2 separate regions of the Homo sapiens genome follow, and region 1 is linked to region 2. Evidence: chromatin loops called from intact Hi-C (ENCODE). Cell type or tissue: PC-3. All regions are shown on one strand. Each heading gives the region's core, and the rest is flanking DNA. Links, peaks and the distances in the headings are about the cores only.

Region 1 (16,031 bases), core at 4,039-12,038, 100 kb after region 2:
CTTGCTTGGTGGCAATGGAGCCGCAAGGCTCTTTTGTTATTATGCCAGGTTAGCTATCTTTAGTTTATATCAGATTTAATTCTTTATGCAGTTAAGTTTTTAAGTATTATATACAATTTATTCTTCGTTTATTAAAAGAAAAAATGTCTTTCATTTTCAGATTCTGTGTCAACTGGTTCTGTATTTGGAAGAAGCACGACTCTAAATATGCAGACATCTCAGCTAAATACCCCACAGGATACATCATGTACTCATATACTTGTGTTTCCTACTTCTGCTTCTGTGCAAGTAGCTTCAGCTACTTATACCACTGAAAATTTGGATTTAGCTTTCAATCCCAACAATGGTACGTAATTTGTTCCATTTTGGTAGTCTGAAGAATACCCCCCAAAATAAATTCATGTCCAATACCTGAAACGTGTGAATGTTACCTTGTTTTACCAAAAAATGATTTTGCAGATGTGATAAGTTAAGGATCTTGAGATGGAGAGATTATCCTCAATTACGCAGGTGGGCCCTTAATGCGATAACATGTGTTCTTATAAGAAGGAGGCAGAAGGAGGTTTGACTACATAGAAGAGAAGAAAGCCATGTGGTGGAAACAGTGGGAAGCAAAGTCAAAGGGAGAAGATGCTATGTTGCTGACTTTGAAGATGGTGAAAGAGCCCATGAGCCAAAGAATATAGTTCTAGACTCTGAAAAAGACAAGGAAACAGATTATCCCTTTCAGCCTTGCCAACATCCTGATTGCAGTCCAACGAAACTGATTTCAGACTTCTGGCCTCCAGAACTGTAAGAAAATAAATATGTGTTGTTTTTAAGCCAACAGTTTGTGGTAACTTATTAAAGTGGCAACAGGAAACTAATACAATCATTCTTTCACCTTGTTGATATCAGAACTGGTGCTGTGAATTATCCCATAAATCTTTACTTTTTAAAAATTTTTTGAGACAGAGTCTCACTCACTCTGTCTCCCAAGCTGGAGTGCAGTGGTACGATCTCAGCCTACTGTAGCCTTCACCTCCTGGGTTCAAGCGATGCTCGTGCCTCAGCTTCTCGAGTAGCTGGGATTGCAGGCACATGCCACCATGCCTGGCTAATTTTTGTATTTTTGGTAGAGATGGGGTTTCACCATGTTGGCCAGGCTGGTCTCAAACTCCTGACCTCAAATGATCCACCCACCTTGGCCTCCCAAAGTGCGGGGATTATAAACATGAGCCACCATGCCCAGCCATCTTTACTTATTTTAAAAGGCAATAGTTGGTCACAAAATATTTGTATAGGTTTACCCTTGTGCTTTTGAGGTACCTGTACATGAACTCATTTTATATATCTCTTATGTTGATTTGCCAAAATAATGTAATTTATATAAACTGCCAAAGTAGGGACGTAGCTTTTCCAGGTGAATTTATAGATTGCATTTTAGTAGAAGAGAAAATAAAGAAGATTTTATTGTTATTCTGAGCTACCTTAAAAACTCTCACATCTCTAAAGTCACAAGTATGGTTATTATGCTCTCTTGTTTTCGTGTGTTATATAATAACTCGAATATTTTACTTAATAAAGAACATGGTATTATTCGTAAATACAGTAATCCTCCTTATCTTTGGTTTTGCTTTACATGATTTCAGTTGCCCATGGGTACAGTACAATAAGATAGTTTGAAAGAGAGAGAGAGAGACCACATTCACATACCTTTTATTATAGTACCTTGCTATAATTGTTCTAATATTCTCGTTGTTAATCTCTTACTGTACCTAATTTATCATTGAAACTCCATCATAGGTGTGTACGTAAAGGAAAAACCAGTATATAGGATTTGGTACTATCCTTGGTTTCAGGAATCTATGTGGGTATGGGGGTGGGTCTTGGGACATATTCCCCATGGATAAGGGGGAATACTGTAGTCCCACTTTAAACACATTTTCATTTTGTTTGTACTATGTTTGCTTTGTATTAGTTTCCTATTGCTGCTCTAACAAAGTACTACACATTTAGTGGCTTAAAACAACACGCATTTATTTTATCTTACAGTTCTGGAAGTCAGAAGTCCAAAATCAGTCTCACTGGGCCAAAGTCAAAATATCAGCAGGATTGATTACTTTCTGGAGGTCCTAAGGGAAAATGTTTCCTTGCCTTTGTCAGTTTCTACAGGCTACTTGCATTCCTTGGCTCATGGTCCCTTCCTCTATCCTGGATGCCAGCAGTATAGTGTCATCACATCTCCTTCACTGGCTCTAACCCTACTGCCTCCCTCTTATTAGGACCCCTGTGATTACATTGGACCCACCCGGATAATCCAGAATAATCTCCCCATCTCAAGATCCTTAGCTTGATCACATCTGCAAAGTCTTTTATGGTAACATATTCTTAGATTCCTGGGATTAGGATGTGGACATCTTTGGGGGGCCATTATTCAGACTACCACATGCTTGTTTATGCATAATTATTTGTACGGCTTTTAGCACAATACTTGGCACATGGTAGACACTCAGTAAATGTTGGTTAAATTAACCCATTTTGGTTAAAATTTCATTTATTTTGACCCTTTCCTGTGAATGACCATAGGATATGGAAAATGGAGTTTTAAATTTCTTTTCTTTCTCCTGTTTAGATGGAGCAGATGGAATGGGTATCTTTGATTTGTTAGACACAGGAGATGATCTTGACCCTGATATCATTAATATCCTTCCTGCTTCTCCAACTGGTTCTCCTGTACATTCTCCAGGATCTCATTACCCCCATGGAGGTGATGCGGGCAAGGTAACTGTGTTACAAGTTTTAGTTTTTCTCGGCCGGGCGCAGTGGCTTACGCCTAAAATCCCAGCACTTTGGGAGGGCGAAGCAGGTGGATCACGAGGTCAGGAGTTTGAGACCAGCCTGGCCAATATGGTGAAACCCCATCTCTACTAAAAATGTAAAAAATAGCCGGGTAAGGTGGCACGCACCTGTAGTCCCAGCTACTCAGGAGGATGAGGCAAGAGAATCACTTGAACCTGGGAGGCAGAGGTTGTAGTGAGCCGAGATCATCCAATTGCCATTCCTTAACTTAGTAATGGATTAATATATGAAATGCAATACTATTTTTCCTTGGAAATTAGCAAGAGTTGAGATTAATTAACAGTACATTCATGCATTTCTACATCATGGACATCAGTACTTTGAATTGCACATTTTTAAGAGAATCTCTAAGGCTCTACTTTCCCTGAATCCGTATTTTCTAGACCATTTGGCATTAGTCATTTTTTTGTAGTTTTTGTGGCAGTTCACCATAGCTTTTTACTCAGATGTAGGATCACAGTATCTTTCAGAATCACTATATATAACTCTAAGAGCAGCCATTCATATCAGGGCTGTGACAAGGAATATAATAAAAATATTAATTTTCTCATAAGACCAGATAAAACACTGACCATCTACTCCCCCTTTTTATCTTTAGCAGTTATGGAAGCAGGCTGTCTTGTCCTTATATTTGAAGTAAAAACGAACTGGGCTTCAGTTAATAACACCTCTCTATTTGAAATTATATATACTGGGCTGGGCGCGGTGGCTCACGTCTGTAATCCCAGCACTTTGGGAGGCTGAGGCAGGCGGATCACGAGGTCAGGAGATTGAGACCATCCTGGCTAACACAGTGAAACCCCATCTCTACTAAAAATACAAAACTTAGCCAGGTGTGGCAGGCGTCTGTACTCCCAGCTACTCAGGAGGCTGAGACAGGAGAATGGTGTGAACCCGGGAGGTGGAGCTTGCAGTGAGCCGAGATCGCACCACTGCATTCCAGCCTAAGCGACAGAGCGAGACTCCATCTCAAAAAAAAAGAAAAGAAATTATATATACTGGTGATTTGATTATTGTAGTATGCATAGGTATAAAATTTACCCTTTTAAAGTAAGGAAGGATCTTTCCAGTCTTACTTTGCATTCCTTCCTCCTTTTTGTAACTGCAAAGAAATTAGATAGGAAATACATATAACAAAAAGCACCAGTAATCCCACCACCTTAATAAAACCATTTTTACTTTTAAGCAAATTATCTTCTTTCCACATACGTTTATGTTGCAATTTTCAATAAGTATAATGAGGTTTTAAATATTGCATTTTTGCTATACCCTAATTTATGTCCTTCCCAAAATATTGGACATGTAAGATTTTTTTTTGTTATAGATAATGATGTAATGAACGTTTTCATGCATATTATTTTTATTTTATCTATTTTTAAATACCAAGAAATACATTAACTAATCCAAAGGATATGCATGTGACTTGGTAGTTGTCCCTTCATGTTGCCATAATAATTTTCACAACACTATTAACTGCATTTTATAGATAGTGCTAGATTAACAAAGCTAAATTGAATCCACCTTTTGATTGGGGTGTGGTTTTCAGGACTTAAAGGAATATTAGCAAAAAAGTTAAAGATGTCATTGAAAATTTTGTATTTTTTACTCATCTGTGAAGTTTTACAAACTTTCCCGTGAACTTGGCATAATAATACAGACTTGTTAAACAGTTGGCATATCATGCAATCCTTAAAATATGTTCTATTAATGCTTTTACTTATAATACTCCTAAGTACATAGAAACTGGTTTTTTTTCAATATCCTTCAGTATTTTATTAAATCGATGTCATAAGATAATGAGACTGATTGCTATGAGCCATTCTGTGTTTATATCTGGTACTTAGTTACACTGAGTGAACTAATATACTTTTAATTTTGTCTTTTTAAGGGTCAGAGTACTGATCGGCTACTATCAACAGAACCTCATGAGGAAGTACCTAATATTCTTCAGCAACCATTGGCCCTTGGTTACTTTGTATCAACTGCCAAAGCAGGTCCATTACCTGACTGGTTCTGGTCAGCATGTCCTCAAGCACAATATCAGTGTCCCCTTTTTCTTAAGGTATTGCCATTTCTGTCCCAGTTCCTAAATAATTCTGATTGACAGCCTAAGTCCTGAGAAATATAGAAGTGGCTTTTTTAAGTCTTATAGCTTGTCTAAGTTCTTAAATGCACTGCCATATGTGACTCTTTAAACAAGATCACGAAGGCACGGTGGCTCACGCCTGTAATGCCAGCACTTTGAGAGGCCGAGGCAGGCAGATTACCTCAGGTCAGGAGTTTGAGACCAGCCTGGCCAACATGGCGAAACCTCGTCTCTACTGAAAATACAAGAATTAGCCAGGTGTGGTGGCGGGCGCCTGTAGTCCCAGCTACTCGGGAGGCTAAGGCAGGAGAATCGCTTGAACCTGGGAGGCAGAGGTTGCAGTGAGCCGAGATCGTACCACTTCACTCCAGCCTGGGTGACAATATCTGAGACTCTGTCTCAAAAAAAAAAAAAACAACTAGTTTTTAAATTTATATTTTTAGAACTTTATTCCTAAGTCAAACTCCTAGGGCCCTTGTTGTTAGTGTAGATTGAGTATCCCTTATTCGAAATGCTTGGGACCAGAATTGTTTCCATTTTTGGATTTTTTCAAATTGGAGATGCTCAATCTGTTTCAACTGCATATATGGAAATTTAGAGCTGAGAGAAACTTTATATTACCTCTGTCTAACCTTCTCATTTTCTAGGTGAGCATATTTAAGTTCAGAAAAACTCACCTGTTTAAAGTCATAAATTGGTAATAGACTCAAGACTGAAACCTGGGTCTTTTAATGATTATTATGTTATTCTTTGAATTACATCATACTGCACTGCTGTTATGCTGCATTATTTTGGGGAATAAAAGATTTATAATCTTGGGCTGGGCGCAGTGGCTCATGCCTGTAATCCCAGCACTTTGGGAGGCTGAGGCAGGTGGATCACAAAGTCAGCAGTTTGAGACCAGTCTGGCCAACATGGTGAGACCCCGTTTCTACTAAAACTACAAAAAAATTAGCCAGGCGTGGTGGCACGTGCAAATTAGCTATTTGGGAGACTGAGGCAGGAGAATCACTTGAACCCGGCAGGTAAAGGTTGCAGTGAGCCGAGATCGCGCCACTGCACTCCAGCCTGGGTGACAGAGTGAGATTCCATCTCAAAACAAACAAACAAAAAAAAGATTTATAATCTTTGTAATACTTGATTTTTAGTTTCATTTACTACTTAAAAAAGTTTTTCTAGCTGTGTGTAGATTGCTGTGTTAAAAAAAAACTGAGTGGTTTTTAAATACAGTAATGAGACTCTCAGATTCATCGTGATTTATTACAACAAACTCAGGCTGGGCACAGCGATTCACCCCTATAATCCCAGCACTTTGGGTGGTCGAGGCAGGAGGATCACTTGAGGCCAGGAGTTTGTGATCAGCCTGGACAACATAGTGAAATTTTGTCTCTCTAAAAAGTTTTTAATATTAGGCATGGTGGCATGTGCCTATAGTCCTAATAACATGAAAAGCTGGGGCAGGAGGGAGGATCGCATGAGCACAAGAGGTTGAGGCTGCAGTGAGCCATGATCATGCCACTGCACTCCAGCTAGGTGACAGGAGACCCTCTCTCAAAAAAACAAAACCGAATTTGTTAGTAAGCAATGTAACATGAAGTGGAGATAAGTCACAAAATGAGATATAAAAGCCCTATACAGAATTATATTACTGCTGCTAATATTGTTCCAGAATAACAAATTTAGATGTGACTCACTTATTCTTTTTTTTTTTTTGAGACGGAGTCTCGCTCTGTCGCCCAGGCTGGAGTGCAGTGGCGGGATCTCGGCTCACTGCAAGCTCCGCCTCCCGGGTTCACGCCATTCTCCTGCCTCAGCCTCCCAAGTAGCTGGGACTACAGGCGCCCGCCACTACGCCCGGCTAATTTTTTGTATTTTTTTAGTAGAGATGGGGTTTCACCGTTTTAGCCGGGATGGTCTCGATCTCCTGACCTCGTGATCCGCCCGCCTCGGCCTCCCAAAGTGCTGGGATTACAGGCGTGAGCCACCGCGCCCGGCCGTGACTCACTTATTCTTATGTAAAACCACCGGAAGTTGACTGTTTTTAATCCACAAGTCATGCTAATTTAAATACTTGCTGCCGGGTGCAGTGGCTCACACCTGTAAACCCAGCACTTTGGGAGGCTGAGGCAGGCAGATCACCTGAGGTCAGGGATTTTCTATATACTAGTAGTCTTTGGTGTCTCCACAAAACAAAGGATTCTTTGGTCCTTTGGGAGGGTGCTACACATGCTATCTGTCCTCTTTTCTAGTCATAATACATGTATGCACACTAAAGTCTGAAAAACAGAGGTAAATAAGATAGTTTACCTAGCATTTCCCAAACTTATTAATACACAAGGAAAGGATTATTTAACACCTGTTAATAGTTTATTATCTTAGTGTTTCAGGGGATGTGTTCAGGAAACACAACTTTACAAAAAGTCCAAGGGACTATCTAGAGCTTTTCCTACTCAGTATTTATTTGCAGAAAGGATAGTATAAAGCGGGCATTCACCCTTAGATACATTGTAACAAGATTAGGACTTCTGGTTATGAACTATCACCTAAGGCATAATTTACCATACTTTTTGTTCACTTTTTTTTTTCATATATCTTATTTTAGTTTTATACTGTAGGCAGTAAAGCCACCTGGTTTGTTTCTCTTTGCTTGGAAATATAATGGGTTGTTAGCTAGATCCCTTTTTATCATAGGAATAGAGTACTGGTACTAATTACATTTTAAAAATTTGTAGTGATTTGCAGTGTGAGACTTGCTTATAACTCCATAAATCAAGAGTTTGTAGACAGTTGAAACATAGCTATTTTTGGTTATATTCCTAAATGTACTACATGAGTTTCTATATGTATTGCAGTTGCAGAGGAGAGAACACCTAAATATAAAATAGTACCTTATACAGTGTACAGAATGAGATCTACCAAGAGTTACTGCAGTGAACATCACCATTGTTTTATCATAGCTTTTTAATACTATATTGACTTATAAAAAAAATGACTCATTTAATTGGAGTGTGGAGTAGTTTATTCCTTTCTCCCACTATTCATTGCCATATCTAAATGAGTGTGCCAGTTTTTACCTACCCTCTATTATGAAATTGAGTGGGCAAAGCAGGCATCTGTGCACTGTATTACTTAGAGTGTTCTCAGTTCAACCGAAGATAGCTTGTTTAAGGTTTATTGTGCTGTAACCAAACTATTTGCTTATGCTTATTCCTGTTACTTTTTTCAGTGCTAGACGTAGGTATGTCTGCGTAGTCATAAAGGGTGTCATATATCTTAAGGACAGACTACTCAGGTTTAACTACTCAATTTAGTGCCTCCTTAAACATTTACTTTGCACATCTAGGCAAATTAGACTTAGCAGGTAATTAGAAATTCTTTTTCTAAGGATTATTGTATGGTCTCAAAAACAATAAAGCTAAAGAAAAGGAAATAGATTCAAAGTAAGTTTTGCACTTAAAAATCACTTCTGGCTAGGCACAGTGGCTCATGCGTGTAATCCCAGCACTTTGGGAGGCCAAGGCAGGAGGATTGTTTGAGGCCAGGAGTTCAAGACCAGCCTGGTCAACAGAACAAGAACCTGCCCCTACTTAAAAAAAAAAAAAAAAACATTTCTATAATGAATTAGTTAAAAGAGAACAAGCATTTTTATAGTGGCTTTCATTCATAACATAGGACTAAAATGTATTTCATCATTTTATAAGATATATTGGGAGAATAAGGTAAAACTAAATAGCAGATTATTTTCTGTTTGGCTGACTGATTGATTACCTGTTACCTTCTTAGGCCTCTTTGCACCTCCACGTGCCTTCAGTGCAATCTGACGAGCTGCTTCACAGTAAACACTCCCACCCACTTGACTCAAATCAGACTTCAGATGTCCTCAGGTACAACTCTTTTACCATTAACAGTTTGTCACTGCAACTTTAAAAGAATATAATGTTGATTCTTATATATTTTTCTCATTTTTGGCAAGAATTTACAGTTGTGTACCAGTGGATCTCTAGATAAACACTGCTATTCTAACTTGAGTAATCTACTTTTGAGAATAATTTTTATGGAAATTGCTTCTTTCCCCTCAAGGACTCTCTGTTACACTCTTTTTTAAGGTGACTTTGAGTCTTAAATGCCATAATTGAAAACTGCTTCCAAAATCTAGGTTGGAAATAAATAAATGACTTATGCAGTTTATTTGCTTTTCAGGTTTGTTTTGGAACAGTACAATGCACTCTCCTGGCTAACCTGTGACCCTGCAACCCAGGACAGACGCTCATGTCTCCCAATTCATTTTGTGGTGCTGAATCAGTTATATAACTTTATTATGAATATGCTGTGATCTTCATTTGATGGAACTGTGCAAGAAAAGAACAAGGAAAAATGGATGTTTCGCTGCAGGATTAAGTTACAATTATCTTCTCAGTGAAGGTCATTTGTGATGGGGTCTAATTCTTATTACTTCAACAAATATTGTTTTGACTTGGGGGGAGGGGCTATAACCCTGCTATTTTTCATTGACTCTATTGAACTCTTTAGGATGATGACTGATCATACAAAACGTATTATAACATTTTCGTAGCAAAATTAACCTTTTTTTTTTCCAGTCACAGTATTTGTGAAAAGTAATGAGCCATAGTACCCAGTCATGTTAAATGAATATTAAAAGCATGGAGAGGAAACATGAGGAACAATGAATTTCAACATATGGCTTCAGAACATGAAGATGTTCTTGTATGGATTATAGTATCTAGTATTCAAAAATGCCTGCATCTCTTCTCTTATTTATTGTAAGTTTTTAAATGTATAAATTGTCTTATATTTCTTAACCTCTTTTATAAAAATTTTCCTAGAAGGTTTATACTGCCTTCTTGCTTTAAAGCAATTGGTCTAAAATATATGTAATCGTCTTAATTAAAAAGTTGCAGTAGGGTTGCTTTTAGAGTATTATTTTTTTGTAAGGGGGTGGGTGGGACAGTAAATTTGTATTGTCTCGATGTACAGTTTAACGGGGATAGAGGGGGAATAATGTCCATACCATTGTGTGTGGAGGATTTACAGCTAAGCTGTAGTTGCAGAGTACATGTACAGTAATGAAGTTCACTGTGTTTATAAATTGAAAAGGTACCAGGTCTTACAGCATTTTATATATCACATCTTTACAGAATAACATGATGGCAATATACAAGTGGTATTGTTAGGTGGTTTAACTTAGAATAAAATGAGAATTCTTCAGTTATATTTTGTACTATGGTTTAGGGCTATGACTAATATTTCAGGCCATTTCCGGTGAAAGAAACTTAGTTTTACAAGAAAAACCATTTGCTACTGAATGCTTAAACTAATTTTAGTGTTTAATGTTACATGCTTAAATTTTTTTCAGTTTTAACAGTGGCATATTTAGGCATGGAAATATTATTATGAAATTTATTTTCAGGATCTGCTATAAGGTTGAAATTTAGCCCAGCTCTAGGCATTTTACAAATTATTTTTCAAGCAGTCATTCTTGATTGTTTGACTTTTTTTTTTAAATTAAAGATTGGGAATGTATGTGAGAGTATGCATATGTATGGGTGTGTGTGTGTGCGCGCAATCAAACTGTGGTGTAAATAGATTCTCAGTGAATTCTGGTATTCAGACTCTATTCCACTAGTGAAAGAACCATTTTTTAAACTTCCCTTGCCTTTTTTATTTATTTAATTTTCTTGGTTTGGAGATGTCAGTCCCAAACACCAGAGTCTGTACTTTTCTATAACACAGCTCAGATTAAGGTAGGGCATATGCCAAGGAGGTTCTCACCTCCCTAAAGAAGGGACTTGAATTTTAGGGACTTTAATTCACCCCTCCTTCAATACAACTTTCCCCCTTCTTGTTTGCACATGCCAAGATAACTGCTTTTATGCAGGCTGTACCCCCTTGAAAAATCCTTTCTACAGTGCTGCTCACAAAAGAGCCCAAGTTCGCCTCCTACCTGCATTGCTGACTTGAATTCACAGTCGCCGAGTCTACCTAGCTTTCTTGGAAGCAGTCTAGCAAAATTTCTATTTGTACGTTCACTAATTATCTACAAGGACAAAATCAGTTGTATTTACAAAACTCTACTTCAGTGTTTGTTTTAGTTTTTTTTTTTACTGAAACTTGTTTTTGTGAATACTCTGTGCTTAGAATTAAATATCACTTTCTTATGAACAACATAACTTCTTCAGATTGTGTATATGAAAACATTAGCAAGTCTTGTTTTTTCTATGAAGCAAACACAATTGGTGACAAAGGTTGTCAATCATTTCTTCAAAATTATAATGCAGTTCTAATGGTCAGCATATTTTGATATTAAATTTAAAGATCACCTCTCTGCATTTGTTTTTAAATTATGCTAATACACCACACATTATGTTGGTATGTTTTGTTCTGTACTTTCTTTAAAAAAAAAAAAAAAACTTGTCTGAGATTTGAAGGAAAATGTGCTTATTTGGAATTTCCATAAAAAGAGTATCCTTTTTATACACTTAATAGTGACTTTACAAAATAAAAGTTATATTCTCAGTTGTTTAAAATCACTAACCTATGATAACCACACCTCAATTTGAAAGTAGATTTAAAATTATTCCCTGACAGGTTATTTAATATGGAGCCATAAGGAGGGAACCCAGTACACAATTATTTTTTATTTGGGAATCAGGGAATAGTTCCCAAATATACAGGATTTATTGATAAGATTTTTTTTCTTCCCTTCATATATCCATTCAAACTCAATGGAAAGTTATTAAATAACCATTAGAAAAGCTCAGTAGACTTATTTGAGAAATTAAGCCTTGTGCAGGATGATGGATTTGACTTACTAATGTACTGTCACAGACAAATATGGGTAGTTTTGTTTAAATAGGTAAGCAAAATATTATACTTTATAGCAGTGGATTACCAACACCTTGACTTCTTTGTTACAGTGCTAACATCTTTTTTTTTGTGCAGGTATCCATGATTATTAAGCAGGGTGGAAGTTCAGTATTTTGTCATTTAAAAAGATTAGTTATATAATGTCTGCTTCCAGCCAGTGAGAAACATCTAGCCATACCTTTCTTATGCAAGCCATTGAGTTATCAGGACTGTGAATTAACACTGTATGAATAAATTTCTGTACACCTTATTGTTTGGCCAGAAGGCCACCAAGTGTACTTATATGTAATCCTTAAATTTTAAAGTAGCTGTAATTTTTAAATATTTCTAAACTTTTCTTAAACCACTAAAATTAAGCTCTTACTACTTAGTCAACTATCCTCAGCTGTATTCGTACTCAATTGTCAGTATGGCACAGATTACTGTATTAAAATATTCTCCTTTCGTCTTCATATTTACCTTCTGAGGTAATTTTTTAACTTAATGTGTTACTACAAAGATTTGCAGATCTTTAATCAAGCACTATGTTAATACTGTAATATCAGAATACTATGTTGCATTATTTAAAATGTTCAAATTGAATAGATTAAAAAGTTTTTAAATGCTATTGCATCATATAATTTGCTATTCATCCACTATGGCATTGCATATCAATCAGTTAATACACTTAATGTTGCATGAGTGATATTTTGGTCTGGGTTTCCTCTTAAGATTTTAGTTTGTCTGAATTAAGGAAAAATGTTTTTAATATACATTCTTATTTTGTCCCACCCCTCCAGAAATAAGCTGGAAATCTTAACTTTTTGGGGGGTCTTTTTTGGTGTTTTAATGGGCCCAGAACTGTGGTTTAAATTTTTATGTATGTATTTTCTTTTTTGTGGAGTATAAATTTAAAAACTGGATTTGGGACCTAAAATACTCCTCAGGTTGATGTATTCATGAAGTTTTAAAACATCTTTAGTTTTCAAAGTAAACTGGATATGTGGACCTTAAAGTTATTGAGTTTAAGCTACAAATTGTAACGTCATTACTGGACATGTCAGCATCAACCCTCTCAAAATAGCTTGGTCACTTTATGAAGGGGCGTTTTAAAGTTGTTGTTTAGCAGTGACATTTAATATGGTCCAATTGCTTTTCTTTTTAACGTGACAAAAAGAGAATAAGGAACAAACACTATTGCTGCCGAATGCCATAACACTGAGTTGTACAAATTGTGATTGAGGAAATGAAAAGGTTTATACTTTTTAAAAAAAAAAAAACAAAAACAAAAAACAAAACTTCAAATGGAATAAATTATTCATGAAGCCTTCATTGTTGTGTCTTATTCTGTTGAAAATATTTCCATATTAAATTTGTGCAAAATTAGTAGCAATATTTTTGTGTCATTATAAATGGAAAGGGACAGCCTAGAAACTGATTAATGGTCTTTTAATTTTTCTGAAGTATTTTATTTTAAAAAGGATTTTAATCACATACAAATGTACAGTATGTAGAATAATTGTATATTTGTATACCTACCAATTCCTTGTAGGCTGGCCAGTTAGGTATTGTCTAGTCCAAACAAGCTACCTTCAAATATTTAAAGCTTAGCTGTATCCTATTTTTATTTGATCATAAGAACAATGTTCAGAAGTGAGTAATCCATCAAAAATAGTTCTGCCCATGTTCTGTAAGCACACATTTAAAATATTTTTGTCCAGACTTAAGCCAAGTAAGGACATACCTCAAAATTATTGTGATCATTTTGAAATAGTTTTTGCTGCAAAAATTTTAAAAATCCTTTAAAAGGAGTTGTATGTTGTTTGAACCGCCTATCCTCGGTTATTTTCTGTCTGACAGATCTTTAATCAAGCACTATTATATTACCTCTGGTTTGTTTCTATCTTTTTTTTTTTTTTTACTATAGTCTTATGTATAGCGAAAAACTGCAAATCAAGCTTTTTTTTAAAGGGGGTATTCACTTGTAAAACCACACACATGGATATTTTTATTTTAAACTTCAAAATATATGAAAGTTTAGGAAACGGGAAAAATCACATAATTCAGCTACAGCCACAATGGAGCACCAATATGTATTAGTACATTGATAATTTTGGTACATTTGAAAATTTGGAATACCAAACATTCATAGCTCACTGCAGCCTTGAACTCCTGGGCTCAAGCAGTCCTCCTTGCCTCAGCCTCCTTAGTAGCTGGGACTTCAGGTGCATGCCAACACACCTGGCTAGTTTTATTTTTTGTAGAGATGGGATCTCGCTATGTTGCCCGAGTCTCAAACTCCTGGCCTCAAGCCATCCTCTCGCTTTGGCCTCCCAAAGCATTGAGATTACAGTCATGAGTTGCTGCCATACCTGGCTAAATCTAACTGTTTTGAGTGTATTCCTGAGGTGTCTATTCTGTTATTCTGCTTTTGCCAATATCTTCCTGTCTACTGTAGGGGAGTTATCAATCCTGGACTGAAGATTAAGAACCTCTACCCTTAGTGTACTATAGCTATAACCAGAAATTCTGCTTGAGATTAATAGAAATTGATACTGTTAGAGCTGGGTTTTGTTTTGTCTTTTCCTTCTAGAGCAACCCAACAGAACCGTCAAGAATGACCTTCTGTTTAGTTTAAAGTCTAGGCCGGGCACGGTGGTTCACGCCTGTTTTCCTAGCACTTTGGGAGGCTGAGGTGGGCGTATCACCTGAGGTTGGGAGTTGGAGACCATCCTGACCAATATGGTGAAACCCGTCTACTAAAAATACAAAAATTAGCCAGGCTGTGTTGGCATGCACCTGTAATCTCAGCTACTTGGGAGGCTGAGGCGGGAGAATCACTTGAACCCAGGAGGCAAGGTTGCAGTGAGCCGAGATCACACCGCTGCCCTCCAGCCTTGGTGACAGAGTGAGAAGATCCTGTCTCAAAAAAAAAAAAAAAAAAAAGTTTAAAGGCTGATGCTTTAAAGACTTCCTTATTTTGCTCCTACCTACTACAGAGAAAAAAATTAGAAGTGATAAATTTAAATCATGCCACGTGTCCAAGCCATATAATGTCTTACAGATTTGCATTCGGAATGTGTGAGTTTAAGTCTTGGTTTTGTCGTTTTCTTTTTGTTTGGAGCATATCTGATCAGTAAGACCAACAGTTACCTTCTACAAAAGCCACTTGGTCCCTAGAGAACAACCATTTGTCCCTTGTCACTGTGCATGACACTACCATCTATCCTGTTGTGCAAACCATAAACTCTTCCTTGCAACCATTCATCAAAAACTATCAGTTTTGTGTACTATCAAATATGTTCATTTCTATTTCTGCTGTCCTGATCTTAGTCTAAATTAGCATTATCCATTGCTATATAACATTAGATAAAACTACCTTATCTGAGTGGACCATTGCAATAGACAGGTACTCCTATCTGATCTCTACACTCACTGTGGTCCTTGGTAGCTGAAAACCTTTAGTAGCTGCTGCTTGCTCTAAAGATGAATACAGTCTCAAAATGGGCCTCTATGTTTTCCTCCTTGCTTTTTAGTCATTTGAGTTCCTTGAAAGACCCATGGGTATTTTTTGCCTTAAAGCTTCCACCTGATTTCCACATTACACCCTTGCTTCAGATCAGGCTCCCTTGTTACACACTCTTATTGTAATACCCTATATGGAGCCTTTGTTGTGTTTTTTTCTTTTTTTTTTTTCTTTTTGAGACAGAGTCTCGCTCTGTTGCCCAGGCTGGAGTGCAGTGGCGTGATCTCTGCTCACTGCAACCTCCGCCTCCCGGGTTCAAGCAATTCTCCTGCTTCAGCCTCCCAAGTAGCTGGGACTAGGCGCACGGTGCAATACCCGGCTAATTTTTTGTATTTTAGTAGAGATGGGGTTTGGCCACGTTGGCCAGGCTGGTCTTGAACTCCTGCCCTCAGGTGATCTGCCCGCCTCAACCTCCCTAAGTGCTGGGATTACAGGCATGAGCCACCTGCACCTGGCCTGTAGTGTTTTTCTTAGTTTACAATTGTATGATTTTTATTTTATTTATTTTTGAGACAATTTCACTCTTGTCGCCCAGGCTGGAGTGCAATGGCACGATCTTGGCTCATTGCAACCTCCACCTCCCGAGTACAAGCAATTCTCCTGGCTCAGCCTCCCCGAGTAGCTGGGATTACAGGTGCCTGCCACCACTCCCTGCTAATTTTTTTGTATTTTTAGTAGAGATGGGGTTTCACCATGTTGGCCAGACTGGTCCCA
Region 2 (16,031 bases), core at 5,129-13,128:
TAAAATAGTGATCAGCTGGGTGCCATGGCTCACTCACGCCTGTAATCCCAGCACTTTTGGGAGGCTGAGGCAGGCAGATCGCAGGGTCAGGAGATAGAGACCATCCTGGCCAACATGGTGAAACCCCATCTCTACTGAAGACACAAAAATTAGCTGGGCATGGTGGCACGCACCTGTAGTTCCAGCTACTCAGTAGGCTGAGGCAGGAGAATTGCTTGATCCCAGGAGGCGGAGGTTGCAGTGAGCCGAGATCTTGCCACTGCACTCCAGCCTGGGCGACAGAGTGAGACTCTGTCTCAAAAAAAAAAATAGATAGTGATCTTGAACGTGAATGAAAATAATTTTGGGAGGTTGGTTTTTTTTTTTTTTTTGAGACGGAGTCTCATTCTGTCCCGCGGGCTGGAGTGCAGTGGCGTGATCTCGCTCTCTGAGTGCAGTGGAGCTTGCTTGCTGCAAGCTCTGCCTCCTGGGTTCATGCCATACTCCTACTACCTCAGCCTCCTGAGTACCTGGGACTACAGGCGCCCACCACCACGCCCGGCTAATTTTTTGTATTTTTAATAGAGACGGGGTTTCACTGTTAGACAGGATGGTCTCGATCTCCTGAGCTTGTGATCCGCCAGCCTTGGCCTCCCAAACTGCTGGGATTACAGGCAGGAGGTAGGGTTTTAACTGCTGTCAGACTTTACTGAATGCTAATGAATGGTAAATAGCTTTTTTTTTGAGATGGAGTCTTGCTTTGTCGCCCAGGCTGGAGTGCAGTGGCGCAATCTCAGCTCACTGCAACCTCCACCTCCTGGGTTCAAGCGATTCTCCTGTCTCAGCCTCCCGAGTAGCTGGGATTACAGGCACATGCTGCCACACTCGGCTAATTTTTTGTATTTTTAGTAGAGATGGGGTTTCACCGTGTTCGCCAGGCTGGTCTCGAACTCCTGAGCGCAGACAGTCCACCCGCCTCGGCCTCCCAAAGTGCTAGGATTACAGGCGTGAGTCACTGCACCTGGCCGTAAATAACTTAAAAATTTATCAAAGTGAAGTGATTGAAATAATAAACTGAAATACAATTAGGAGTGGTATATGATCATATTTATTGTTCCAAAGCTTGTCCTGTACTGTTTTAGTTTGCATAGTCAGTGTTATTTATATAATATTTTAGCTTTTCTTAAAAATAAAACCTGTTATTTACTTAAGAATGTTGTTACTTAAATCAGACGTATCTTAAAGCATAATAAGGTTTTTTCAGATGGAATATATTTGTCTTGCCCTTTTCTTTGCTCTAGGGACAGCGTCTACCTCCCTCTTGGGGTAATTAGTCTGCCTCTGTCTCTCTAGCTAACCCCTTTTTCATTTCTTCCATCTGTGGCACTCTATTTCCTTCTTCTAAGCTCCCCTGAGAAGAGAGCAGCTGGACAGTACAGGGTAGCATCAGCTGCTGGAGGCAGTCCTGAGTTCCAAGTGGAGGTGTAGCACTGAGGAATGGGGTACCGGAAGGACCCAGGTGGTAACTAAAAAGCTGGTTAATTTAGCTTGAGCCTGCTCTTCACAGGCAGTGTCCTTCTGTTTGGTTCAGCACACACCACATCTTGTTACTGAAGTGTTTTTTATTATGGTGATAATATTGCCCTTGTTTTTCTTGGTAGTGAGGGAAGAGGGAAAGCATTTCTTTTTTCAAAGATTAGAATTCTCAGTTTTTCTTAACTGGAATATTCAGTAACAGAAATACAGAATTGCCTTTGTTTAACCCCCTTAGCTCCTTTGTGTCATGCAGTGTATTTTTAAAAATTAACTAATGAACCAATATTGATACTTTATTATTAACTAAAGTATATATTTGGATTTCCTTTATTTTTTTGCCTAATATGTTTTTCTTTTCTAGGATCTCATTTAAGATACCCCTATTACATTTAATTGTCATGTCTCCTTAGGCTTTGTTAGACTGTGACAGTTTCTCAGACTTTCTTTGGTTTTGATGATTTCGACAGTTCTGAAGAATCTGTTCAGATTCCATAGTGCATTTTAAATTTCATTTTCTCTTATGTCACTTAGCATTTGTTTGGGTTACCTTCCTTTCAAGTTTAGCTGATGTGTAGAAATAGAATGTAAACTTATTTTATTGCTAACTGGCAAAGATCAGTTACAGCAAATCACGTCTGATTTAATACATACTTTAAACCCTCAGTTACTCATTTTGTAGCAGTAAGTCAATACCGTTGAGCAAAGTAATTTGCAAAGGCTGGATGATTTTTGGATCAGGATTTGTGCTAACTAGTATTAGCCAAACTATAACATTCCAGAAGGTTATTTGTTCAAAAAATCTCTTGAATTCCAAAGCCAAACATAGATGATTTTCTTACTTTTTGCTTTATCCTCTATAGGATAATGATTAGTTGAATCGGGGTCGATATGTTTTGATACAAAAAGGATTAGGGAATAAAACTCCTTTGGGGTTACAGCTTTTTTCTTTCTTTCTTTCTTTTTTTTTTTTTTTTTTTTTTGAGATGAAGTCTCGCTCTGTCTCCCAGGCTGGAGTGTAGTGGGGCGATCTTGGCTCACTGCGACCTCCGCCTCCCAGGTTCAAGCGATCCTTCTGCCTCAGCCTCCCGAGTAGTTGGGACTACAGGCATGTGTCATCACGCCTGGCTAATTTTTGTATTTTTGGTAGAGATTTTAATAGGAGTTTCGCCATGTTGGCCAGGCTGGTCTGGAACTCCTGGCCTCAGGTGATCTGCCCGCCTCAGCCTCCCCAAGTGCTGGGATTACAGGCATGAGCCACCATGCCTGGCCCCTTTTTTTTAAAAATTGTATTTTGTAGCTTTGTTTAGTGGTTGTGTGATAGTGGGTGAAAGAGGTATAAAATGGGTGATGGGAAAATCTTAGCTCAGTCCCTCTGGTCAAGAATCTCTGTGGTGGGTAGGACTGGTACTTTTAAGTGTACTGTTAATTTGCTTCAGAGCAAGATTGTATCATTTTCATTAATGTGGTCTTGAAGGAGAGTTTTCTGTGTATTTTTATTCTGTGTTCTAACATTTTTGGAATTCAATTGCTGTCATCATTGGCTTTTATTCTTTCCCTTTAAATAAAAATAAAAGCAAACACTGCGTCCTCTCCCATTTGTCATCTTAAAAAAATCATAGCAAGTTAGACTGTGATGAGACTCTTTGAGAAAACTGATACCTTGTGAACTAAAAAAACTCAGGGCTAAAAATATTTGTTCTTTTTCCTGGCTCCTGAGGTCTGTAAAGTAGATTTTAGTAACATGTTCAGATAGTTTTATTATACCAGAATTTTATCATAATGAATAGTGCTCAAACTAAGTGGACTATTGTTCTGAATTTAATTTTGGATGTTTTAATTGAAGGATATTAACTGTAGTGGACTTTAACCTTAAATGACAGCTGTTAATAGGATTGACAGATAGATAAACAGCCAGGCATAGGAATCTAGTCCCAGCCAAACTAAAACATTGTTGTGTGCCCCACATAGTCTAAAGAGAGTAATTTATTTCTACTATTGTAAAATTTACTTGTGATGTGGCCCGACTCTTTAAATTGGCTAGTCTCCTAGGTGACAACTTCATTTGCTGTATTTCTTCTGCATACTGTTTTTTTGATCAAGTGTATCTTCTAAGTTTTCAAGCCAAACATAACATACTAGGCTGTTTTTAAATCAGTTTTCAAGTTTTGCCATAGATAATGATGCGGCCAACTTAAGGCTCTCGGTATATTTGTTGAATGTATAGGTTATTAATGATTATTCAGGAGAAACACTGATCTAGCATTTAAACATTTCTCTTTATTTCAGGAAATACATGGTATTTTCTACCATGTTAATTTTTGAGCCATTATTCATTAGCATATGTTACATTTTAATAGTTTTGCAAAATTGTATTGGAGAAGATTCATTTTTTACCACCGTGGAGATATTTAAAGATGCCATTTTTTTGAGAAAAATGTTGAGTGCAGGGTGTGTCTGCTTTTTTGGTTGTGATTTTTTTTCCCCATTGATAGAGAATTATTTTGATGACTTATCACATACTTTGGCACTACTGTAATCTGCATCTTCAGGAAAAAAATATGGTAATCAAATTTAGCATTTGTGTTTTCTTCCAATAAATAGTCCATAAAAATTTCAAGAAACACTGATGATTAAGAACTGTAATGCTAATAGTAACAGAAAAGTACTAAGAATGCAGAGTTGAACTTTATTTTCTCTGGACATAGAGCTACAAGAGAAGGAATTTTTTTTTCTTTTTTTTGTAGGGATGGAGGTCACACTTTGTCTCACTCAGCCTGCAGTGCTTAATCATAGCTCACTGCAGCCTCCGACTCCTGGACTCAAGCAATCCTCCCACCTCAGCTTCCCCAGCAGCTGGGCCTACAGGCATTGCCACTATGCCCTACTAACTAAAAAAAGTTTTTTGGAGTCAGGGTCTTCCTGTATTGCCAGGCTAGTCTTGAACTCCTAGCTTCAAGTGATCCTTCTGTCTTAGCTTCCCAAGTAGCTGGGATTACAGGCATGAGTCATTGCACCTGGCTAGAGGAGGAAAATAGTTATATAGATTAAGCAGACTTTTTCTATTAGGCTCTGGTTAAGTTCAAAAGAGATAGGTAAAGATTTGCCATATGTTCCCTTCTCCTTCCCCTCCCTATTATAATGCTGGTGTTGAGATTCAAGAACTTGTTTCAATTAGTGTAAATAGTGCATATCACTATGCCTTGAGTGGGTTGGTTGTACCATTTCACTTTTCGTATCTGAATACAACGTGTAGAAAGTACTTTTATTACAGTTATTAGATTGTCAGGATATTAGAAACTTGGCTCAGTAGGCTTCTTGTTTCTAAGTGATTCCCAACAAAACCAAAAACCTTCAGACTTTATTGAGCGTTATTAGGACTTACTCTCGTTTTTCTCAGCAACAAAATATGAAATTATATTACTTTAGTGTAATGGTTGCTTAGTTGCTTGCCATATAGATGAGGACATACTTCAGAGATACGTTGGATTTAGAAAACCTCAACAGGTGGTCTCTACTTGTTTGTTTTATGCATAGCTCCTATTTAGTGTTAATGAGAATTGTGGGCACTGGGGACATAAGATGCCCACCCCCTCTGAAAGCATTAGAATAATGAGGGAGAAATGCTTCAAGATTAATACTGATTACTTTTCTAAACCACATTCAATATTCTTTTTTTTTTTGAGATGGAGTCTTGCTCTGTCACCAGGCTGGAGTGCAGTGGCGTGATCTCGGTTTACTGCAGCCTCTGCCACCCAGTTCAAGTGATTCTCCTGCCTCAGCCTCCCGGATAGCTGGGACTACAGGTGCATGCCATCTCGCCCAGCTAAGTTTTGTATTTTTAGTAGAGATGGGGTTTCACTATGTTGGCCAGGCTGGTCTTGAACTCCTGACCTCAGATGATCCACCTGCCTCGACCTCCCAAAGTGCTGGGATTATAGGCATGAGCCACCGCACATGGCCTCACATTAAATATTCTTAAATCATTTGACTGCAAGTTTAACTAAAATAGATTTTACAAAATAAAACCATAAAATTTTCAGAATTTCATGTGAAAATTTATAAATTGTGCTTTAGCTTTTACTATTGCAAAGGTTTTTTTTTTTGTTTTTTTGAGTCAGAGTCTCGCTATGTCGCCCACAGTGGAGTGCAGTGGTGTGATCTCAGCTCACTGCAACTCCCATCTCTTGGGCTCAGGTGATTCTCATGCCTCAGCCTCCTGAGTAGCTGGGACTACAGCCGTGCCATGCATGGCTAATTTTTATATTTTTAGTAGAAATGGGGTTTTGCCATGTTGGCCAGGCTGGTCTCGAACTCCTGGCCTCAAGTGGTCCACTTGCCTTGGCCTCCTGAAGTGCTGGGATTACAGGCATGAGCCACCACACCTGGCCTCAGCCTCCCGGATAGCAGGCGTGAGCCACCACACCTGGCTTCAGCCTCCCAGAAAGCAGATTTTTTTATTTACTATTTTTGCGAAGGAGACAAAGTCATTTTCTAGTTTTAAATGACTAATTTATTTGAAGTTTATAACAACTGTACAACCTTGATACTTACAAATGGTAACTGTGTCTTGGGTCTTTGATGCTTTAAAACTTAGGAGAAATATGTTGGTAGTGGTTTCTTATGTAGAACAAGTGTTACAACCATCAGAAGGTAGGGATTTTTGAAATAAAAGGTAATAAAAATAAAAGATACTAAATTGATTGTAAAGAGGTGAAGAATTGGAAGATATTCCTAACATAATTCTGTTGGAATTAAGAACATGTATATTCTAGTAGTCATAAGTCTCATAATTTGAGGTAAAAGTCTTAATGTAGCTATTTAATTTTGAAATGGTAGGACCTCATTAAATTGAAAGCAGATCAATTGAGATTCTTTTCTCTTTTTTTGTCATCAACTCACAAATATGCTTGTGATCTAGACCTTTAATTAATTAAAGTGAAGTCACTTTGTGCTGCTTCTCTATTCTCCTAGCCTAATACTTTCTTTAATGAAGTGAAACCCATAAACGTTTTGGTTTTAAATGGAAGTAGATAACGGTGTCTTTGATATAATAGAATGTGAATTTTTCCTATTTAATATTTATGATTAATATTAGACTTAAAAAATTATTCTATACCAATTCTGAAATATTGTCATTTTCTCAAGCTTATTCTACTTTTTTTTCCCTAAGCTTACCTTTTTTTTTGTTTGTTTGTTTTTTTGGAGACTGAATCTCACTCTGTCCCAGGCTGGAGTGCAGTGGCACGATCTTGGCTCACTGTAATCTCTCCCTCTTGGGTGATTCTCCCACCTCAGCCTCCCGAGTAGCTGGGATTACAGGGCTGCACTATGACGCCTGGCTAATTTTTGTATTTTTAGTAGAGATGGGCTTTCATCATGTTGGCGAGGCTGGTCTTGAACTCCTGACCTCAGGTGATCCGCCCACCTCAGCCTCCCAAAGTGCTAGGATTACAGGCGTGAGTAACTGCGCCCAGCCTAAAGCTTATTTAAAATAAAATTTAAAAAAAAATTAGTTGCTTTGAAAGACTTGACTATCATTTAGGAGAAAATATAAAACCAACATTAATCTTTGTAGTGGCACAGAATTTCTAGTGCAGTTAAAGTCCACTATCATACTTTTTAGTTAATGTTTATTCTACCCATTTGTTGTATAAATTGTGCATATAAACCATGTGTAACTCTTAATACATGTCTTTGCTTTTATTCAGAAGCTCATATTGTGTCTGTTTTTCTGTGGGTATAGTGTATGCATTTTTGGTGTTGAATTGAGAAACGTTTGTCTTTTATTTTTACTTAAACATTGAACACAGATGACCCATATTTACAAAATGTTTATAAAGGTATATAGGCTATAGAAGGAGAGTTAATTATATTTAGACTAAGCAATTTAAAATCTTGTAATGAAAGTTAGAGTGCTGAAGTGGTATCATTATTTGTAGCACGATTTGTTGGATGCTTTGTGACAGATATGAAATGGATAGAGTACACAAAAAAATTTTTCTGACCTACATCCAGACTTATCTCAAAATGACTGTGTTAATGTTTTTTTGGTAAATTAACTTGGAGTGATTAATAGATTTGTTGGCAAAATTGAAGCTATATAGTTAGTGAAGATAGCTATAATTTTATTTGACAGAAGTGCCATTTACAATTTAAGTCTTTAAATTTTTAAATTTCTCCCCCAAGTAAAGGGTCCTGTACTGAATAATAATCATGGGAATAATTTGTTTGAAATGAGACCTAAGGTGGCTGATAGTGCACCGCTTGTTAGGCTCTGTGCCAACAGCTTCCTTTTTATTCATCACTTAGTGTTGTAGTGGAGTCGTGGATTAGAATGCTGATGGACATGAAATGTTTTGACTTTAATTATTAACTGGCTAGTTTTTTTGGCAGGTTGAATGACTAGGGGAATTAGGACAAAGTAACAAGTGAGCCAGCTTAGAAATTGGCATCATAGGTGTAGAGTGTGTTTAATATTTTCCAGGTTATACAAACAAGTGTCCTTTTCATTAATACAGGAACCAATTCAGTATGTTCATGATGTCATTGAATTTTATAAGGTGGAAAAATACTTTTCAGGTAATTTAATAGAATATGTGGCACTTAGACCTTTTATTCCTTGTGGAGTAACTTTGAAACCTGATAATGTCTAGAGATACATTGAAGTGATTGTAGCTTAATATTCTGGGGTAAGCTAGTGTTGATGAATATAGAGTTTAAACTGTAACCTTTTTTACTTGGCTCTGAATAGATTATAGTGTCACTATTTTATTATTTCCTTCATTTCTCTTTTAGAAGAAGAAGATGGAGTGTGGGAGAATGGACTTTCCTATGAATGCCGTACTCTGCTTTTCAAAGCAGTTCACAATCTATTGGAACGGTGTTTAATGAACAGGAATTTTGTACGTATTGGCAAGTGGTTTGTAAAGCCTTATGAAAAAGATGAAAAACCTATAAATAAAAGGTAAGCTATCTTAAATTCTGACGTGATATTTCTTTAGATTTGTTCCTTTTTGTGTCTTAACAGAGAATGTGGGATAAAACAAGCTAATATACAGACATATTCCAGAGGTTGTCAGTGACAGAGTACTAGATACAGTCAGGTTTTTTTTTTTTTTAAACCACTTTACAAACTTCCCTTTATACACTTTAAGCATTTTCTTACTGTAGGAATAGGCTGTATTTTAATACAGTGGCCTAAATTTTGATTTGTGATGATAGACTTAATGTGGGATGAAAGCAGAGACTTAGGCTTGGAAGTATCTTTTTTTTAGTATTTGTGGAAATATATGCACAGCACTCTGATATTAAAATTAAGTAACAACACCTGTTAAGGATAGTGATCTGTGAGTATGTTTTGGATCAAGTTAACCCTTCTTATTCCCAATCTCTCAATTCCCTTTAATTAAAGTAATTTAAATTTGTGTTTTCTATATAAGACCATTTACTCTTTGAGAGCTTATAATTTTCTTGAGCAATGAATTAAGCAAATTTATGACACTACTTATTAGACTAGTTGCAGATAGAGGCACAGAAGACTTATGATAGATACCTCCTTCTCCTATGCAATTAAAACCTTCAGGTTACTCGCTTCTCCGTGATTTAGATAATATAAGGCATAGTCTCTCAAAAGATTTAAGTTCCCAGCAGTCATTGAGTTAGTGAGACTTCAAGAGAGATGAACCAGTGGCAAGTAAGTTGGGATGTGGGGAAGAGAAAACTAAAGGGAACTTACTAATTTTTCCTGAAAGATGTGAGAGGATGTGAAGTGAACATTTGGTTGAGATTGTAATCATTTTGAGGTCTTTGATGTCATATATGCACATCTTTTTTCATGTGCACCTGGAGTTTTTGTTTGTTTGTTTTTTCAAACTTTTTAGTTTTAGTAAGACTGGATGAGTAGATAAGCCTGGATAAATAAAGGTGCTTTCATTTTTTTTCCTCTTTGAAAATTAACGTAAACCTTTATTGTTAACAAAATACTTGTGTAAGTTCAGAATGCATTCAGCTGGAAATGACAGAACAACATTAACTACTTGGCTTATGTAGGGATTGATTTTTCTCAGTAGCAAGCAGTATGGAGGTCGATAGTTTAGTACTGGTATAGCTGTTCAATAATGTCATCAAGGATTCAAAGTTCCCCAGAGTTTTCTCTGTGCCATTTTTACATCTTCATGGTCCTCCCGTGTGTTGCACCTCCAGACCTCACAGTGGATTCCAGGCAGGAAGAGAAAGGAAGGGAGGAAGTAAGGAAGGTGTGGCACCTGAGTCAGAAAGTAAATTATTTTCTGGAAACTTTAGTTGACATATCTTTGGCCATACTAAGAGAAACAAATATCTTTTATTTGGAAACAGCTGCTCTGAACAAATGAAGTTTTTGTTAGTAAGAAGAAAGGGCTGATAGATATTAGATAGATACCAAAGATCAAAGAAGTGGAAATGGATATTGGGTAGGCAGTTAACAATATCTGCCATATACATTTATTTATTTATTTTGAGACAAAGTCTCACTCTGTTGCCCAGGCTGGAGTGCAGTGGTGCAATCTCAGCTCACTGCAACCTCTGCTTCCCAGGTTCAAGTGATTCTCCTGCCTCAGTCTCCCAAGTAGCTGGGATTATAGGCGTGTGCCACCACACCTGGCTAATTTTGTGTATTTTTAGTAGAAACGGGGTTTTGCCATGTTGCCCAGGCTTGTCTTGAACTCCTGAGCTCAGGCAATCCACCCGCCTCGGCCTCCTAAAGTGCTGGGATTACAGGCGTGAGCCACTGCTCCCAGCCAGGCATATAGATTTATGTAGTTTTAAGAAGTCAAACAGATTACCAAGATTTAAAATGAAAGGCTGCAATCCTGAGCCCCAATGAATAGATTTGCTCCTCAGAAGCAGCCCTTTTTAATTCTTCTGTTTCTTTTAAGTTACCTGTTTAAAAATTTTGAAAGACATAACATGCTTATTCTTGAGTTATCATTTAGGATTAATCTAGTGGACTTTTTTTTTTTTTGGTCACAACAGCCTACCATTGAAATTCTATTGACTTTCTATTGAGAGGTTAGCTATCTTACTTCCCCCGACTCAACACTTGGATATTGGCACTTTTGCACACACTTCTTTTCCCTCTCCTTTTCCTTTTTTTTTTTTTTCTGATACGGAGTTTCACTCTTGTTGCCCAGGCTGGAGCGCAATGGTATGATCTCGGCTCACTGCAACCTCTGCCTCCCAGGTTCAAGTGATTCTCCTGCCTCAGCCTCCTGAGTAGCTGGGATTACAGGCGTCTGCCATCATACCCAGCTAATTTTTGTGTTTTTAGTAGAGACAGGTTTCGCCATGTTGGCTAGGCTGGTCTTGAACTCTTGACCTCAAGTGATCCACTCACCTTGACCTCCCAAAGTGCTGGGATTACAGGCATGAGCCGCTGCACCTGGCTTCCTCTCCCTTTCCTTATCTTGCCAATATAGTTATAAGTTTTGGTAAAAACAATATTTGTTTATACTCTTATAATTTTATAAATATTATTTGTAACTGAGCCATAGTATATTGAAACACATTTCATTTCATTCTTTTTTTTTTTTTGGAGACAGAGCCTCACTCTGTCACCCAGGCTGGAGTGCAGTGGCGCGATCTCAGCTCACTGCAAGCTCTGCCTCCCTGGTTCACGCCATTCTCCTGCCTCAGCCTCCCGAGTAGCTGGGACTACAGGTGCCCGCCACCACGCCCAGCTAATTTTTTGTATTTTTAGTAGAGATGGGGTTTCACCATGTAGCCAGGATGGTCTCGATCTCCTGACCTTGTGATCCGCCCACCTCGGCCTCCCCAAGTGCTGGGATTACAGGCGTGAGCCACGGCGCCCAGCCTTCACATTTCATTTCTTGTACATCGTTTTGTTTTCCCAGGTGTTAATGATTATCCCTTTTTTTCACTTAATTATTAATGTTATGAGTTAGTAAACACCTGCCTGTACTCTGCCACTTTTTTTGTAAATAAAGTTTTGTTGTAACACAGCCATGCTCATTCATTGATAGATTGTTTTATGCCTGCTTTCACACTAGAGCAGAGTTAAATAGTTATGATAGAGACAGATGGCTTGCAAAGCTGAAAATACTTAGCCTGAAATATTTTCTAGCTGACTTTTTGTAGTTTGCTGACTCCTGATCTGTGTACCTGTTGGTAGTTCATCAGTAGACTATCTATTAGAAGTATAAATCACTTCTCCCTACCTTCAAGGACTTTGTATAATCTTATGAGTTTCCCTTTTTTTCTCCTCTTGTTAATTAATATCCCTGTTGTTACCCTTCATTCTTCTTTTCCGATTTGGATTAGTAGTTCTGTAGTCCTGTTTCACAGTAGTCATCTTGGGGATTCTCTTTGCTTTTCCCTTCTTGTTGGATCCCTCATTTCTCATTTCTCCTTTTTTTTTTTTTTTTTGTCTTATTTACTGTTATGGTGGTGCCCAACCTGAGAGTAGTTTCCTGAGAGTGCAAGGATGGTGATACTTTTGAGATCCTCTGTGTTGGAATTCTGAGTCAAACCGCAGAATTGCAGGCTCTTAAGTTTCTTTCTTTTCTATCCTTATAATTGATAGTTTTGACTGGGTATAGAATCTTTGATTAGCAACCCTCTTAGACTTCTGGGTACTAAAATGCTAACTGGAGGTTCTGTGTATGTGAGTAGCTTATGACATTGCAGGCTTTACTAGAGTGAATGATCTGGGGACTTGACTCTTTTTATTGGGTGCCTGTCACCCACCTGCCAGTATTTGTACGCTCTGTCACCTGCTTAAGTAGTTTTCCCAGAGGAGACTTTCAGTACTCTGACTAGAGGGTATAAGCTGGGCTGCCAGTGTTTAGTGAACCTATTGGGGAAAGGAGGTTTGGAGGTGGGGCTCACTTACATAGTGGTTAAATTTTCACTTAATCTTTTAAATACATCATCTCAGCTGTATCTGAATATCTCTAATTCTGAGTCCCTCTGTTTCAACCATTTCAAAGAGTGGACCTCTTAAGTTTTTCACTGATCTGGAAGAAAGTGGAGAGGCTCTAATATCTTTGAACTTTCATTCCTTCTGCTTTCTTTTTCTTTCCTTTTTTTTTTTTTTTTTTTTTTTTGAAACAGTCTCACTCTGTCAGGCTGGAGTACAGTGGTGCAATCTTGGCTCACTTCAACCTCCACCTCCCAGGTTCAAGCGGTTCTCATGCCTCAGCCTCCCAAGTAGCTGGGACCACAGACACTAGCCACCACGACTGGCTAATTTTTGTATTTTTAAGGAGACGGGGTTTCGCCATGTTGGCTAGGCTGGTCTTGATCTCCTGGCCTCAAGTGTTCTGCCCACCTCAGCCTCCCAAAGTGCTGGGATTACAGGTGTGAGCCACTGTGTCCAGCCCCTTCTCTTTTCAGTTACACCTATATATCCACCTTCAGGGATATATATATACATATATACATATATATATATATATATATGTATATGTATATGTATATGTATATATGTATATATACCAGTACCTTCAACTTCTGAGCCTTTCTGGGATTCTGTGGTTTGACTCAGTTTATAACTTTGTAAGTTTAACCACTGCACCCGGCTTTCTTTATGAAAAACTCTTAAAAGGCTATTGATAATTGAAAATATAGGCTCACACCTGTAATCCACCACTAAGGGGCCGAGGTGGGAGGATGGCTTGAGACCAGGAGTTTGAGAGCAGCCTGGGAAACATAGCTAGACCCCCGTCTCTCTCTCTCTCTCTCTTTTTTAATGATCTTATTTTATTTATTTATTTGTTTGTTTATTTTTACTTTAAGTTCTGCAATACATGTGCAGAACGTGCAGGTTTGTTAATAGATACATAAGTGCCGTGGTGGTTTGCTGCACCTATCAGCCCGTCATCTGGGTTTTAAGCCCCATATGCATTAGGTATTTGTCCTTATGCTCTCCCTCTCCATGCTCCCTATCCCCTAACAGGCCCCAGTCTGTGATGTTCCCCTCCCTGTGTCCATGTGTTCTCACTGTTCAACTCCCACTTTTGAGTGAGAACATACAGTGTTTGGTTTTCTGTTCTTGTGTTAGTTTGCTGAGGATGATGGTTTCCAGCTTCATCCATGTCCCTGCAAAGGACATAAACTCATTCTTTTTGTTTTTGAGATGAAGTCTTGCTCTATCGCCCAGGGTGGAGTACAGTGGCATGATTTCAGCTCACTGCAACCTCCACCTCCTGGATTCAAGCAATTCTCCTGCCTTAGCCTCCCGAGTAGCTGGGATTATAGGCACCCACCAGCACGCCCGGCTAATTTTTGTATTTTTAGTAGAGACGGGGTTTCACCATGTTAGCCAGACTGGTCTCGAACTCCTGACCTCAGGTAATCCGCCCATGTCGGCCTCCCAAAGGCCTGGGATTACAGGCGTGAGCCACCATGCCCAGCCGAACTCATTCTTTTTTTATGGCTGCAGACCCCCGTCTCTTTAAAAAAAAAAAAAAGCTGGGCACAGTGGCACACACTCTGAAGTGGGACTTCAGAGTCCCAGCTACTCTGAAGACTGAGGTGGGAGGATCACTTGAGCTCAGAAGATTGAGGCTGCATTGAGTTAGGATTGTGCTGTTGTACTCCAGCCTGGGCAACAGAGCAAGACCCTGTCTTAAAAAAAAAAAATTGAAATTATAACTTTTTTTTTTTGAGATAAGGTCTCTTATTTTGTCACCCAGGCTGGAGTGCAGTGGCACAATCATGGCTCATTGCAGCCCAAACTGCCAGGCTCAAGTAGTCCTCACACCTCAGCCTCCCATGTAGCTGGGACCACAGGTGCACGCTACCAAGGCTGGTTAATTTTTGTAGATTTTGTAGAGACAAGATATCACCATGTTGCCTAGGCTGGTCTTGAACTGAGCTCAAGCTACCCACCATCTTTGGCCTCGCAAAGTGCTAGGATTACAGGCATGAGCCAGTGTACCTGGCCAAAAATACAACTTTTAATTGGATATTTTCATGAATCCAACAGATGCTGCTTGTTATTTAACCATGTAATTGAGCACTAGTGTTTTTCCATGGGCTGACCCATTTAGGAGGGGAACTAAATTAAGATTGTATTTTATTAGTGAAGTGTTACCAGAAATAGTATATGCTCTTTCGAGTTACTCTTGAACCATAGTTGTGGTATAATAACTGACTTTATTCTGGAAAGATAAATGCTGCTCCTCAAATCTCTTTTTTACAGGAACTTTCTTACCCTTTTTCCTTCTTTGGAAAAGCAAGTAGGACAAAAATCAAGCAGCTAAGTCTATCTTTAAGTTATTACTTCGGACTTCTTTTCTGTTGAATTCAGTGGAATGATATAGGGAAGGTAGATAAAGATTGATTATAAATTAATGCATTTCTAGACCATTCTGAAACATAAGTATTATATAGACTGTTTTTGTTGACTAATCAATTCACTTTTGGTATAAGTATTCTGAAAAAAGAACAAGAGTTGTAAAGAAAGAAAATTTATGATGTGAAACTACTTTGACCTGAACAAAGGAGAAAATAATATTGCTTACCTTTTTATCTTCTTTTTCCTTTCTTTAAAATTTTTAAAGAAAAAAATCTCATTTTCTGATAATCTGGACCTACATGTAGTTGTGTGTTTAACAGTCTTTAGGGACTGAAAGAGAGGAAATAGAATCAAATTCTAGGGATACAGCTAGGTTACCTGTAAAGAATCCCGCAAGTGTAAGAGTAACCACAGGAACAAACCAGTCTTCAGATAATTGGTTTAAAGAATGATGACCAGTGTTTTCTTGAATAGTTTAGGTGTTTTCCTACATTGCTGGGGACTGGATCACATGACAGGCATTGAGTTTTCTAGTGAGCCCACAAGCAAATGGGTTGTAGTAAGTACCACTGACTTAATGTAGGTTTTAGTCTCTTCTATAAAAGATATTCTGAACTTGCCATGTTTGAGAGTGCATTTGAAAAAGATTATCTTGAATAAGAACTTTTTTTTTTTTTAAATAGAGACAGGGTCTTGCTCTGTGCCCAAGATGGATGGCAGTAGCGCAATCATAACTCATTGCAGCCACAAACTTCTGGGCCTAATTGGTTCTCCCACCTCAGCCTCCAGAGTAGCTGGGACTACAGGCACACACCAACCACGCCTGGCCAAGAACTTTCTTAAGATTGTGTTTGGTTAAGCTTTTTGTCATGTTGAATCTGTTGTAGCCATTTAGCTGAGTGTGCGGTAAAGTTTGTGTATTTAGCAAAAGTTTTAAATGCTTCTAGGAGGGTATACAGAATAGAAACATACTAGTAAAGAATTCTTTTTTTAGACAGCTAGTTCAGTATCTTACGTATATAGTGACATAGGAGGTTTTGTTAAGTGGCAGATGAGATTGTGTATAGGAGGGAAATAGTTAATAGGGAACATGTTTGATTTTAATACATACTTTAATCTTACCCCATTCCCTCAACTATATATAATTGATTTCTATGGAAAAAATATGTTGTTAAATCTTTTTTGATATATTTACTGTATGTAAAATAGTTATCTTTAA

Evidence for each region. Peaks named below come from ENCODE experiments on the same cell type or tissue, not always from the same donor. Only the 100,000 strongest peaks of a DNase experiment are listed, where the experiment ranks them.
Region 1: it touches region 2 in a loop (2.9-fold over the local background); 6 of 110 quality-filtered maps call a loop at or near these places.

Annotation. Positions count from the first base shown.
Region 1 is chr17:61,939,697-61,955,727 of GRCh38, reverse strand. MED13 (mediator complex subunit 13) reads left to right here. Exons shown (of 30, transcript NM_005121.3): 25 at 1-48; 26 at 161-346; 27 at 2,615-2,763; 28 at 4,730-4,903; 29 at 8,711-8,811; 30 at 9,128-13,123. The coding sequence ends at 9,260. Among named protein-coding and RNA genes, the nearest start is that of INTS2, 20 kb to the right of the region's middle. In PC-3, for the core only: no CTCF peak of the experiment used is centred there; no DNase peak of the experiment used is centred there.
Region 2 is chr17:62,044,985-62,061,015 of GRCh38, reverse strand. It overlaps MED13 (mediator complex subunit 13), which reads left to right. Exons shown (of 30, transcript NM_005121.3): 3 at 8,311-8,479. Among named protein-coding and RNA genes, the nearest start is that of MED13, 12 kb to the left of the region's middle. In PC-3, for the core only: no CTCF peak of the experiment used is centred there; a DNase peak (open chromatin) is centred at 9,755; H3K27ac peaks cover 1,658 bases.